Linked DNA regions of Homo sapiens: region 2 is linked to region 1. A link is a contact called in ENCODE Hi-C data. All regions are on one chromosome and are shown on one strand. The core of a region is the stretch at or near the end of the contact, and the rest is flanking DNA. Distances in the headings are between cores, read along the strand shown.

Region 1 (5,761 bases), core at 2,302-4,801:
CACTGTTCATGAGTCAGAAGAAACCCCTCCTTCTGCCTTTCCACAGCATCAGGCTTTAGTACACACTTCTGACACTGCCCAGGTTCCATGAATCCTGCATTAGGAGGGTTATGCGTTCAACTTCTCTACTAGACCGTGCTTCCAGAGGAAAGATTCTTATGTCCTACGTGTGTCTGACACCCCATTGCCAAGGTACAGCATCATGCACATAACAATCAATTAGCAAGGTCTGATGATGCCAAAAGCTATCACCTTTAATTCACAACAAATGTTTATAGAGTAGTTTCAATCTCCATGCAAAACATGCATAGACAGGTTATAAAGCTCTGTGTTAAGTTCAACAAAAGAGTATTCCAAGCACCAGAGAGGGAAGCAGTAATTATCAACAGAGGAAGGATGAAGCCATGTTTTAAGTCTGCAGGCCTTATCTCAGTGTCTTCCCGGGGCCTGAGTTCACTGGCCAATATGGTGGGCAAAGTGCCAGCTCCATTTCAATTACTTCATTCTCCCTTTATTGCTGTTCTTTTTTTTGGTTTGTTTTTGGCTGAGTGCATACTACTAACTACACAAAATTAAATGCTGCATGACATGATCCCTCCCACTGTACCAACTCCATGTATTAATCTATGTACCTCTCCCCTCTTCTCAAAAGCCCTTCTTCTGGTTTTATCTAAATGTATACCTAATCTAATAGGTCTTCCCTGGTCCTGTTAGCTTCATCCCACATGTCTGTCCTCCCCTGGAACTCCTGAAAACACTTCAGAAAACATGGGAGTCTGCTTGACAGCTCCTCACCCAAGTGCCTGCCAACCTTCACCAGCCTGGAGCTCATAGCTCAACACCTGGCTGGGTGCTGAATTACACACAGCTGAATGACTTACCTGCTAACAGATACCTTCTAGTGCCCAACTGCATAGTAAACTGCCACAGGGCAGGGAGAGGGCAGGGCAAGAACAAGGTCTCAAAATCCTTTCCCATCTCCCTCAGCACACAACAGTGCTATGCACACAGCATGAGCTCAAACTCTTGCTAGTTAAAACCACTCCCAATACCCCAAAAATACCTCTCAGACAGCCCACCAATTTAGACGTATCTAAGGCATTACAGGTACAGGTGCCTTAGGAGTCCCTCTAGTACATGTGCTAGAGGTGGAGATTGGTCACAGAGGGTGACTAACTCCTTCCTCCTGCCTTTCTGTCCCAACCAGGTACCCAAGACTTGCACCTCCAAGACAGGGATCATGCCTCTTTTACTCCCGGGTCCTTGGAGGTCAGCACCGAGTTCAGCACACAGCCAGTACTGAAGGAGGAATTGACCAAAGGGAGAGATTATCTCCAGGACTCATGCTACTTGGTGGTTTTGCTTTCAGCTGGAAGCCTCAATCCACTGTCAAATGGAAACTTAAAGAACATCCCGATGACTATGCCTGCGCAAAGAGCAGGAAAACTAAAAACTATTTTCCACAATGAATTTGGCAACTTCCTGCCAAGCTGAACAACTTAGTGCTGCAGATTGCAAAATCACACTCATAGTCATTCTTTCCTAATCAACTATTCCCTCAACTTCACAATTCCCATCACCACCAACACCACACTCCACTCACCCAGACATACAACCTCCGCAGCACGTTTGACCAGTACTGCCGTTCATGGCCTATTAAATACTAGGTACTCAAGTGCTGCTTATTTACTCCTTGATCGCACAGCAATCACCCACCCATTTTCTTCCACTCTTCACACCCTCTGTGCACAAGACCTCAGCCGATGCCTTGCTCTCTGGCACCCAGCCCTCCAGGCCCCATCCTCTCACCTTCTTCCCAGACCCTAAATGCCACCATCATTCAACCAGTCTGTCCTCTGCTCAAACAATAACTTCACAGTTCTGAAACCATCAGCCTACACTCTTCTGTTCCAGGCTGACCCAGGCCCATATTCACTCTCAGACTCCAGGAACTCTGACTTATCCTCCTGCCTTGGCTAGGAGAGTCACTGTGTCTCTCTTTCCAGGAACATATAACATTCTCTGCCATCTCAAAACCTTAACAAAGGTCTTACTCCTTCTTGTCCAAATCCCACCCACCCTCTGACAAAAGTTTTCCCAAAGTCCAGCCGCACTGGGTCCTCTCTCTTCCCCTGCCACAGAACTGTATTTAACCCTCCTGCGCTACCTTCCTGTTGGTTCATAAACACTCTCTCCTGTGTGGAGAGTCAGAACAGCTGATGAGGAAGGTAAGGCACGTAGCCACGTGATCCTGCCCAAACCACCAGACTTTCCAATCTCACACAACTGTTATGAAGCTCAAATGATAATTTACAGGAAGGGGACTTGTTCATCTCACATTTGTAAGACCGTCCAAGTTGAGGATCCCTCTAATGCCTGCCAAGTGCAGATATTTCCTATCATTCACAACCCTAGAGAGCTAAGATCTCAGCAAATACCAATTATATGTAAGACACTGAAAGAACACACTTCTCATGGAGCACCGGTCTTCACATCCTCCATGTAGCCACTCAGGAACTTCTCTGGTGTAAAATTTTAGGCGGCTGGACAAATATGTAGGAGACAGGGGTGAAAAACGGGGACACAGCTATTCTTGGCAAATCTGGTGGCAAGGTGCCAGTTCTAAGGGTGGAACATAAACTATAAGCCACAGTCCGATCAGAGGGGCATGAGGAACAAAAGAACTGAGGAGTAGGGATGCGAGCAGAGTAGACCAGGGTACCAATGAAACACCTGGGCAAAGAACGCTTTGGACCATAAAACTGGGGCCACTGCCCTTCCTGACGCTCACGACCATCACAGCTGGGCGTACCCAGACTCGGGCCTGTGAGCCGTAAAATCGCAGCTCACCGGGCCAGACCGGGGCGGCCACTCCCCTCCGTCCTGGGCGAGGCTTACCAATCGAGATCTCCTGCGCGAAGGCCAGCGAGATGAGCAGCAGGGGCAGCCCCACCGCAATGCACGTGACCATCTTGTCCACAGCCAGCTCCAGTCGCAGCCCCTTGAACTTGGGCTCCGTGGGCTCCTTCAGCAAGAAATCCGAGAACACGTACTCCGTGGCCAGTTGAGCGATGGCCATGGCTGCGGCGCGCCAGGCTCGACCAGGAGGTCCGGGTACAGCCGGCGTCGGGAAAGCTGCGCGGCGCCTTCACCCAGTCACCGGCCGGGCGCGCGGCTTTCGCTTTCCCTTTGCCTGCTCCCGCATCCCGCCTGCCTTTGTGTCTCGGTGCCTCAGGCTCCCAGCGACTCCGCTGGGCTCTCGCGCTCGCTGCCTCCGCCGCCGGCGGGGCGGGGCGGGGCGGGAACCCGAGAGCTCCGCTTCCTGCGGTTCCACCCCGCACGCCCGTGCAAGTCCCCGGGCCGCGCGCGGCACTCGGATTCGCGCCTCTCCCGCGCACCCCCAGGCGCGGGAACCACGCGCGGAACAAAGCGCTTCCCTCTGGCCCTGCCCCTCCGCGCCGCCCTGGCTGCCGAAGCGGCCGCCGGGATAGCCCTGCGCTCACAGCCAGCTGCGCCGCGCTCTTCCGGAACCATGCGGGGAAACCAAGTACCCAGGGGCGTGGAGCTTCCGGAAGACGCGGTGACGCGGGGCGGGGTGGGCGCGGCTGCATTCCGCGCCCCTCGGGCCACTCTCTGACAAAGGGATTTTCCCACTGAGCGGCACCTTTGGAAATTCTCCCGTCCCTCCCTGCCGGATTCTCCTCACGTCCTGGCACCCGGGAGTTTTAAAATCATTTCTGCAAGCGACTCTTTCTGTGGATGGGATGGCCCCCTTTACGCCCCACCCCCAACATTTCCAACACGGTGAAATCGGGTTAGAAGGAGCTGCAAAAGCTTCAAAGAACAGTCAGTGCCATAAAAGGCCAATCGAGCGGTGTAGACCGACGGTGCCTTGCAGAGGGAGCGCTGGACCCTTCCAGGAGCTCCGCGTGAGAGGGTGGCGCGGAAACGGTAGTGAGTGTGGAGTTTCGAGGCCTGAGTAGCGCTGCTGGTCCCGTTTCTCTTTCCTCTGCCATCCCAATCAGAGCCTTGTTCCGGGAGCCAGCAGAGAGAGGGGGGCCTGCAGGTAGGTGGGTGTTGGGGCTGCAGAGAGCTGCTTCTGAACAGCTCATAGGAAGTGGATGATGGAAAGACAGGAGGAAATACTCTGACCAGTGTCCACGGAAATTAAGGCTGTTGAAGTAGAAATAATTTGATTTATTGGAAGCTAAATGTGAGGATCCACCCAAGAAGACTTACCAGCAAAGTTGGGCATGTTTCAAAATTTGTTACACGTTGGAAGGGTTTTAGAAGAAAGTTTAGGAAAAGGGAGGAGGACCCCTTATATCAGAGGTGGGATTTTTTTCATCGGAGGGTATGGTACACAGGTTACAGTCACTGGCTGCAGATGACAACATACAGGCTAAAATGTTTTGTGCACAAGAAAATCAAAGTTTATATGATTCAGAAACAAGTCAGTGTTCTTTTCAATGTCAGTATTTTACATACTAATCAGTACATCAGCAGTTTGAGGAACTGACAAAAGGATTTGAAGGACTCACAGTAAGATTTTTTACTCAGGGACAGGATCTAAGCCATGAATCATAAGACCTTTCTTAGATGGCTTAGTTTGGAAGCCCTGTCAAATGTGACATGTAGGTTATCACCAGTAACATTTGAAGCAGGCAGGACCTGCAAACATGAGGGCTCCTTGGGGCAGGGCTTGGCTCCCTTCTCTGTGGGTCCACAGATACAAGCCTCAACTCCCACATGTACCTCTCCACCCCAGCCTGGCCGCTAAACACACATCCAAGAGCGTATACAGCTCTCTCCGCGTAGATGGCTCATAGGGCTTCAAACTCATAACGGCCAGGACTTCAGTCTTCATCTTCCCCTTAAACCTGAACTCCATCTTCCCCATCTTACTAAATGTACCACCAGCCACCTGTGCACCCAAGTCGGAATCCTGGAGCACCATCTTCAACACTCCATTTCTCACAGCTGCCATAACCAATTTTCAAATTCTCTTGCTTCTCTCTCCTAAATATAGCAAATCTGACACCCCTCCACCTGCACTGCCAATACCCAATTCAACTCACCATCCTGTCTCCTAACCACATATAGGAAATATGTGAGACAGGGTCCCCCTCCATTCTCCTCTACAGCTGCCAGGATGAGCTTTTCAAAACTCCAGTCGGATCATCTTTTCTACTTAAAGTGTACATTGTTTTTAGCATAAAATACAAATTTCTTAGCATGGCCTCTGCCTACCTCACCACCAGCTTCACTGCTTTCCTTTCAGTTCTTCAAGTTAGCTAAGCCCTTGGCCTCCTCCAGGCCTTCCCACCCAAAACACTCCCCACAGTGGCCTCTTTGCCTGGCCCACCTTTATTCACCCTTCTGGCCTCAGCTTGATGTCACTTCCCTGGGAAAGCCTTCCCTAAGTAGACAGACTAGATTAGGTCCCTTTGTGAAATTCTCCCATAATACTAGCCACACTAGTTACTAGCTATTAGTCTTGGGGAGTTCTTTGACTCTCCTGTGTCTCAGTTTTCTCATCTGTAAAAAGGTTGTACCTCTTAGGACTGTGATAAGGACCAAATGAGTTAACACGTGGGTAGTGCCCAGTGCCTGGCACCTTGTGAATCTAGGTACATTTCATCTGTCATTGTTCTCTATTTTTCCTTCTTAAAAATAGTCACCATTGCAACTCAACAAATATTTATTCATTTATTTAGTGTTTGCCACCACTTTATGTGATCGGCTTCTTGAGGGTAGGCCC
Region 2 (5,761 bases), core at 3,262-5,761, 2.3 Mb before region 1:
AAAAAAGCCCAAATCTCTCAGAAAAAAAAGCAACATTATAATTTCCTACATGATCTTGTATTAGGTATATCTGCTCTCACAAAATTCTTGACTACTGGAAGTGTAAGAAACATTGCACTGTTATTGGCTTTCTGAGAGTATTGTGTCAAGGCATATCAATGAGAAAAAAATTCATGAAACTGGTGAGAGAACATAAGCCAATGGCAAATTTTTAAATAGATAAATAGAATGCCAAACACAGCCTCTGGTAAGGCACTGATAGAATAGGAATTAGGAGCTAAGGATATACAACTTTGGGGGCAGATACAGAACCCAAATAGCTTTTGGCTTCAACTGCTACAACTACTGATCAGCCTTTATAATTAAGGATAGAAGGATCCAAAACAGGGCTAGAGTACCAGTGTTGGCAGATTTCAGAGAATAGCTGTAAACCAAAGAAGAGCAGTCTCTTACAGGCTAGAGAAAGAGTCACAAGATTCACACTTATGGCCACAGAACAGTGAACCTTTTACTGGGGATTCAAGTTTAAAATCACACAGCTTAACAGTAATGTTAGTTTTACCACTAGGTGGCAATGACACAGCTGCATTGGGCTGACATGATTAATTTTAAAAACTGTGCAAATCCAGACAGAAATTCCAAGATCTGTAGTACATATTTTCATTTTAGAAAAATTATTTTATGTACAGCTTACTTTATAGCAGAACGTGTCATTATCTGATTCAATATGTATGTTAACTTCTGATGGTTTTTCACACTCTACACTGAGGAAATTCATGCAATAAACACTATTTTTAAACACTTTCATCACACATCTTCTGAAAAATATAGACATACACCTATCATGAAAATAAGAGAAATTATGGAAAACTAAAAATACTTTTGAAGTTTTAGTATTCTACAGAAAGCACTATAAAATGTTACGTATTTCAACAAAAAAAGTTAAACCTTTAAAAAATGACTAATAGAGAACAATTGTAATTTATTTTTTAAAAATTTTTGGCCAAAACATGAAATAGCATGGAAACACTTTACTTTTAAATTACAAGTTACATTAATATTCATATGTGCAAAGTAGTTTCAATGTCTTGAATAAACATACTTAGTTTACAAAAAAAATTTATCAAAATTCTGATTTAGATTACATTTTAGCAGATTAATCCCTTTTTATATGTATTAAAATAATAAACAATAATATTCCTTAGTGTCTGGCACTTTCAGTAATTATTTCTGCTTTCTTCATAAAACAGGATACAAACATATGACTTATTTAAAATCATAAAACTTTATTATTGTAATTTCCTTTTCTCATCAAAGGGCCAGATATGACAATATTTTTCAAATTATAGACAACATTTGTGAGTATGCAGTAAAAACACTAAAAAAAAAAAAAAAAAAACTTATTAAATCTCAAATTCCCAAGATGTTCCCCCATATAAGGTGGGAGCTCATATCATCACATGTAACATTACAAAACCTGTACTATAAAATTAGATGAATAAATAATAAACCTATACTATTACCAAATTCATAATAAAAAGATCAACTTACCAAATTAAAATCAGCCTATTTATTCCCTTTGTATAAATAACCTAAAGTTCCCCAGGTTTTTATTTCCCAGTTTCCTACAAATGAATTGATCAGAATGCCTCTTTATAGATCAGCTTTCCCATAGTTTCTCTCTCATTTGGCAATAACTTCCCATATTTACTTCATTTCCAGAATAATCTCCCCCTCTTGCAACCCACACAAATGTAAGAGAATGAAGGCATAATTTCTATAATTCATAATTATTTCCCCATTATTGAATTTCATTTTTGAATTATTATAAATCATCCTGAAATCTAATAATATAAATCTTTCTCATCCTATCAGTCTATTAAAATATACAAAACATCATTTAAGATGGTTAACACAAGAAAAGATAACTATGGCAGCCTTCATAAATCAAGCAAAAGATTTCAGAAAAGTGCTTCAGTCTGTTCAGTTATCTCTAACTTTCACTAGAAAATTAAGGGAATGCCACTGTTACAGAAGGTATAATTGCAGATTCTAAAAAGTGAATACATGTGTACATGTAATTTATATCTATTCAGTATCATCTTCTGATTATCTGTACAAATAAAAGGACAAAAGACACAGATGATGAAAACACATAATCCTCAAACCACTTCAGATACATTTTGTGCCTGTATTTCACAGGACCAAGTCTGAGAATTCAGAACACAAAGAAAATTAAGCCATATTGCAAAGAGTTTGTCACAAACACAATGAGCAGAACAATAAAATTGAAATGACATTATTGACTTGACTTTGTCATCTTCTGTTTATTTCTGATGGTGGCTCGAAGTTTACGTATTACCAGTCTATCAGGTAGAATCATATCACCTTGTTGTTCTAGATAATCCAATAAATTTTCAGTCCACTGGAGGGCAGCTGCATGATTAATATGTTTCTCTGGAATTAGTTCTATTTCCTCCTCCTCATTTTCACTGGATTCATCTGCCTGGCCTTGTGCTCTTCTGATGATTTCGCTATCAGTTAACACTTCATAGCCTGGTTCAGTACTGTCTACTTCAAGCCATTTTTCAAGGTTCTCAGTAGTCACATTTTCCAATCCTTTGGTGTGTTGTAAAATGGCAGCCACAGTAGCCACAGAAATATCTTCAACATCAAAGTCCAGGCTCTCTTTCTCCTCTACCATAGGGAGAATCTTCTTCCATGCTCTGCTAATGGTAACTGGTTTTACTAAGTTCCATGCCATTGCTATTTCATAAAGTGCATCCAACAGAGTTAGCTTCTTCCAGAATGATTTCAGGTCATTACCTTCTTCCAAGTTGTTCTGGAGAAGACCTGCACGATAATTTCTCTTCATCGTTGCTATGACTCCCTGATCTGAAGGCTGAATCAATGAGGCCACATTAGGTGGTAAATATTTAGCAAATATTTGGCCATCATCTGACCTTAGGACATTTTCATTTGGATGTGTTGGTGAATTATCCAACAAGAGCACAGCCTTTTCCTGCAAGCCTTTAGATCTTAAATACTCTCGAACTTGCGGCACAAAAATTTTATCAAACCATTGTCGGAAAATGGAAAGATCCATCCATGCACCTTTTTGGCTGAAATAAGAGACTGGCAGGTTTAAGGTGTCAGTTGATTTAAAGGAGCGAGGTTTCTTTGCTTTCCCCACAACACAAAGTTTAAGTTTGTGTAAACCTGTTGCATTGGCACAACACATGATTGTGACTCTTTCTTCAATTGATTTGTGCCCAGGGACAGTGCATTTACCTTTGATTACTGAAATCCTAGAAGGCAAGCACTTCCAAAAGAGTCCAGTTTCATCTGCATTGTAGATTTGTTCAGGCTGTAAATTCTCTCGTTCAATAAAATCTCGAAAGTTATTACAAAAATCTTCCACCGCAGTCTCATCTCCATTTAATCTTTCATTTCTAATGTTAATCTCTCTAATGCTGTGCCGCTGCTTAAAACGAGTTAGCCAACCGGCAGAGGGGTTAAAATCACCATCCATTCCCAAAGCATAAAAGAAGAACTCTGCCCTTTTTGCACAAATTGGTCCAGATATGGGATTCCCTTTTGCTCTTTGCTGGTTGAACCATTCCAGCATTGCCCTGTCCAATTCCTCATACATGGATGGCTTCATAGATTTCCTCTTGGCCAAAAGACTTGTGGAATCAGAACTGCTTGCATAAGTTATAATCTTTTCCTTATTTTTTCTTATATCCCGAACTGTTGTTTCACCAATTCCATAAATCACTGCCAGTTGTTTGGAAGAACCTCCGTCTTCAAGTTTCTTTATTATATCAAGCTTATCTTTAATAGTCAACACCACACGCTTCCGTTTCCCTGACATAGCGAGGTTCTGGGACTCACCCCACACTCACAATGTAGCAATCCACAAAATCCTTCCTTCTCTTACACAGGCTCACTTCAACAGTCTTAACACACTCAGTCTTTCATCCTTACCAGCAACCTGGTGGCCCTGATCCCCTCCCGGGCTGGGGTTGGCTGGCAAATAGACTGCAGAAGAAGGTGAAAGAGGAGGAAGTTTGAGAGAACAGGCCTTTCTTTAACTTATACGGGCAGTAGCGGAGGCCCCATGTCACCGCGGATAATCCGGATTAAAAGCATGTGTTTTATTACCCCAGCAGCCGTGAGAAAGACTATACCCCCATTGTGGCCACGAACCTCCTGCACGTCCAGATCCCGGGTAACCGCGCGTCACTAACCCCTGCCACACCCCAAAGTTACGACAGAGAGCCGAAGAGCCTAGGAGTCAAGGACTGGCACCCTTCCTCAGGGGAACGGATATATTAGATTCCTTCCCCAGCAGCAGGGCCCTCCCGCCGCGCAGCCCCAGTTTCCCGCGCCAGCTTTAGCCGGGACAGTCCTCCCAGTCCCTCAAAACCCGCCAGGCCCCTCTCCCCACCTCTCTTGCAACCAGGACCCGCACAGCTCCCTGACTATCGCGCGGCAGTCGCTCCGCCCCTAGCCACGCTCCCGGAAGATGATCCCTCCCGCCGCCTGGCCCCACCCCTCGCCCCACCCAGAGGCGGGACTTCCCTTGGTCCCCGGAAGGGGGGGAGGAGCATCGCTTGTCCTGAGCTGGTTGCCGGGGCAGGGGCGGAGGCGGAGGCAGAGGTGGAGGCGCTTTGAAAGGTGAGAGCGCGAGGGCGGTGCGGGGCTGTCTCCCGGCTGGGACTCGCTCGCGCTCCCGGTGCTAATGGTTTATGAGAGGGGCGGGGGAAGCCGTGCCTCCTCGCGGACTAAGAGAAAAATTCCCGCGGGCGCTCTTTGGGTGGGCCGGAGAACGCCCCTCAGCCCTTTGCGCCTCTAACCCTCCTCAGCTGAGCTGCAGTGGGCGCGGTGCCCGTTATTTCCGCCTTGGGGAGGTGCTTGGAACTGATGTAGGGAGCTCGGTTGGTGATTTCTCGGGTTTCTGGCCTTTCCAGACCCTTGTAATTGTTTTCTCGGTGCAGAGCTCTTTTGGGGTCTGGGGGTTTCCGTCGTCCTGCGCGCGTCATCGCGAAGCTTGGCCTGAGGGTCCGGTTTCCTAGCTACTGTGCCCCTCCCTCCTGGAGGCAGAGTGACGGACTAGTGGGCTAGCGGGCGCTGGGTTCCTGCGTCCCGCCAAAGAGGTTTGTAATCATGAAAGTCACCCTTCCGGGTGTTAATTCCTGAGAGGATCTATTCCACTGTCTACCACTCATTCCTGCTGCATTAACCTTCATTGTTAACGGATTTTAATGAATAATATAGTTATCCCGGATACCATGCTGGCAGGATCCACTTTGCGAAATTGTGGACTGTTGGACTGTGATTCTAAGTGGGGGAAATAGGCTTTCCTCTCTTTATGTTTATTTTCTTATATCCTATTTCTGTCATGTTCTGTCTTGTTTTCCTGCCAATAGAAGAACTATGATAAATTTATTCATAGCAGTGTGATAAGAACTTGATCTTAATCATACACTGTAGCCCTCAAATCGTGTATTATGCTGGCTTGTTTTTGGTGTCCCTAGTAATTTCATCAGATTGTGAGCTCCTTGGGAGCAGAGACCATGTTTATTTGAAATGGTGGCAGCACAGTTCCTAGCAGGTGCTTGCATTTTGGTAGATATTCAATAATTATTTTTCGGCTTATTAATCTTTGCTCTCCAAACTGCCATATAAAAGAAAACATCGAAGAGGAGTGATGTTTTACACCCAAGAATGGATCCCTCCTGGTAGAATTTCAAATAAT

The links. Hi-C counts contacts between places; a loop is a spot of excess contacts on that map. Pooled maps may share reads with other maps.
Region 2: a loop to region 1 is called in a map of CD8-positive, alpha-beta T cell, with 3 times the contacts of the local background. The contact joins the promoter of JRKL here to the promoter of PANX1 in region 1. A Hi-C loop is called at or near these places in 1 of 168 maps with a recorded cell type or tissue (CD8-positive, alpha-beta T cell), 2 of 37 single-sample maps with no recorded cell type and 8 of 50 pooled maps.

The regions. Positions count from the first base shown.
Region 1 is chr11:94,126,631-94,132,391 of GRCh38, reverse strand. PANX1 (pannexin 1) reads right to left here and starts at 3,551. Exons shown (of 5, transcript NM_015368.4): 1 at 2,899-3,551. The coding sequence starts at 3,079. RefSeq lists enhancers at 2,979-3,238, 3,559-3,618 and a silencer at 3,259-3,328.
Region 2 is chr11:96,388,763-96,394,523 of GRCh38, reverse strand. JRKL (JRK like) reads right to left here and starts at 4,511. Exons shown (of 2, transcript NM_001261833.2): 1 at 4,451-4,511; 2 at 963-4,041. The coding sequence starts at 3,874. The coding sequence ends at 2,300. It overlaps CCDC82 (coiled-coil domain containing 82), which reads left to right and starts at 4,612. Exons shown (of 10, transcript NM_024725.4): 1 at 4,612-4,680. RefSeq lists a silencer at 4,439-4,698.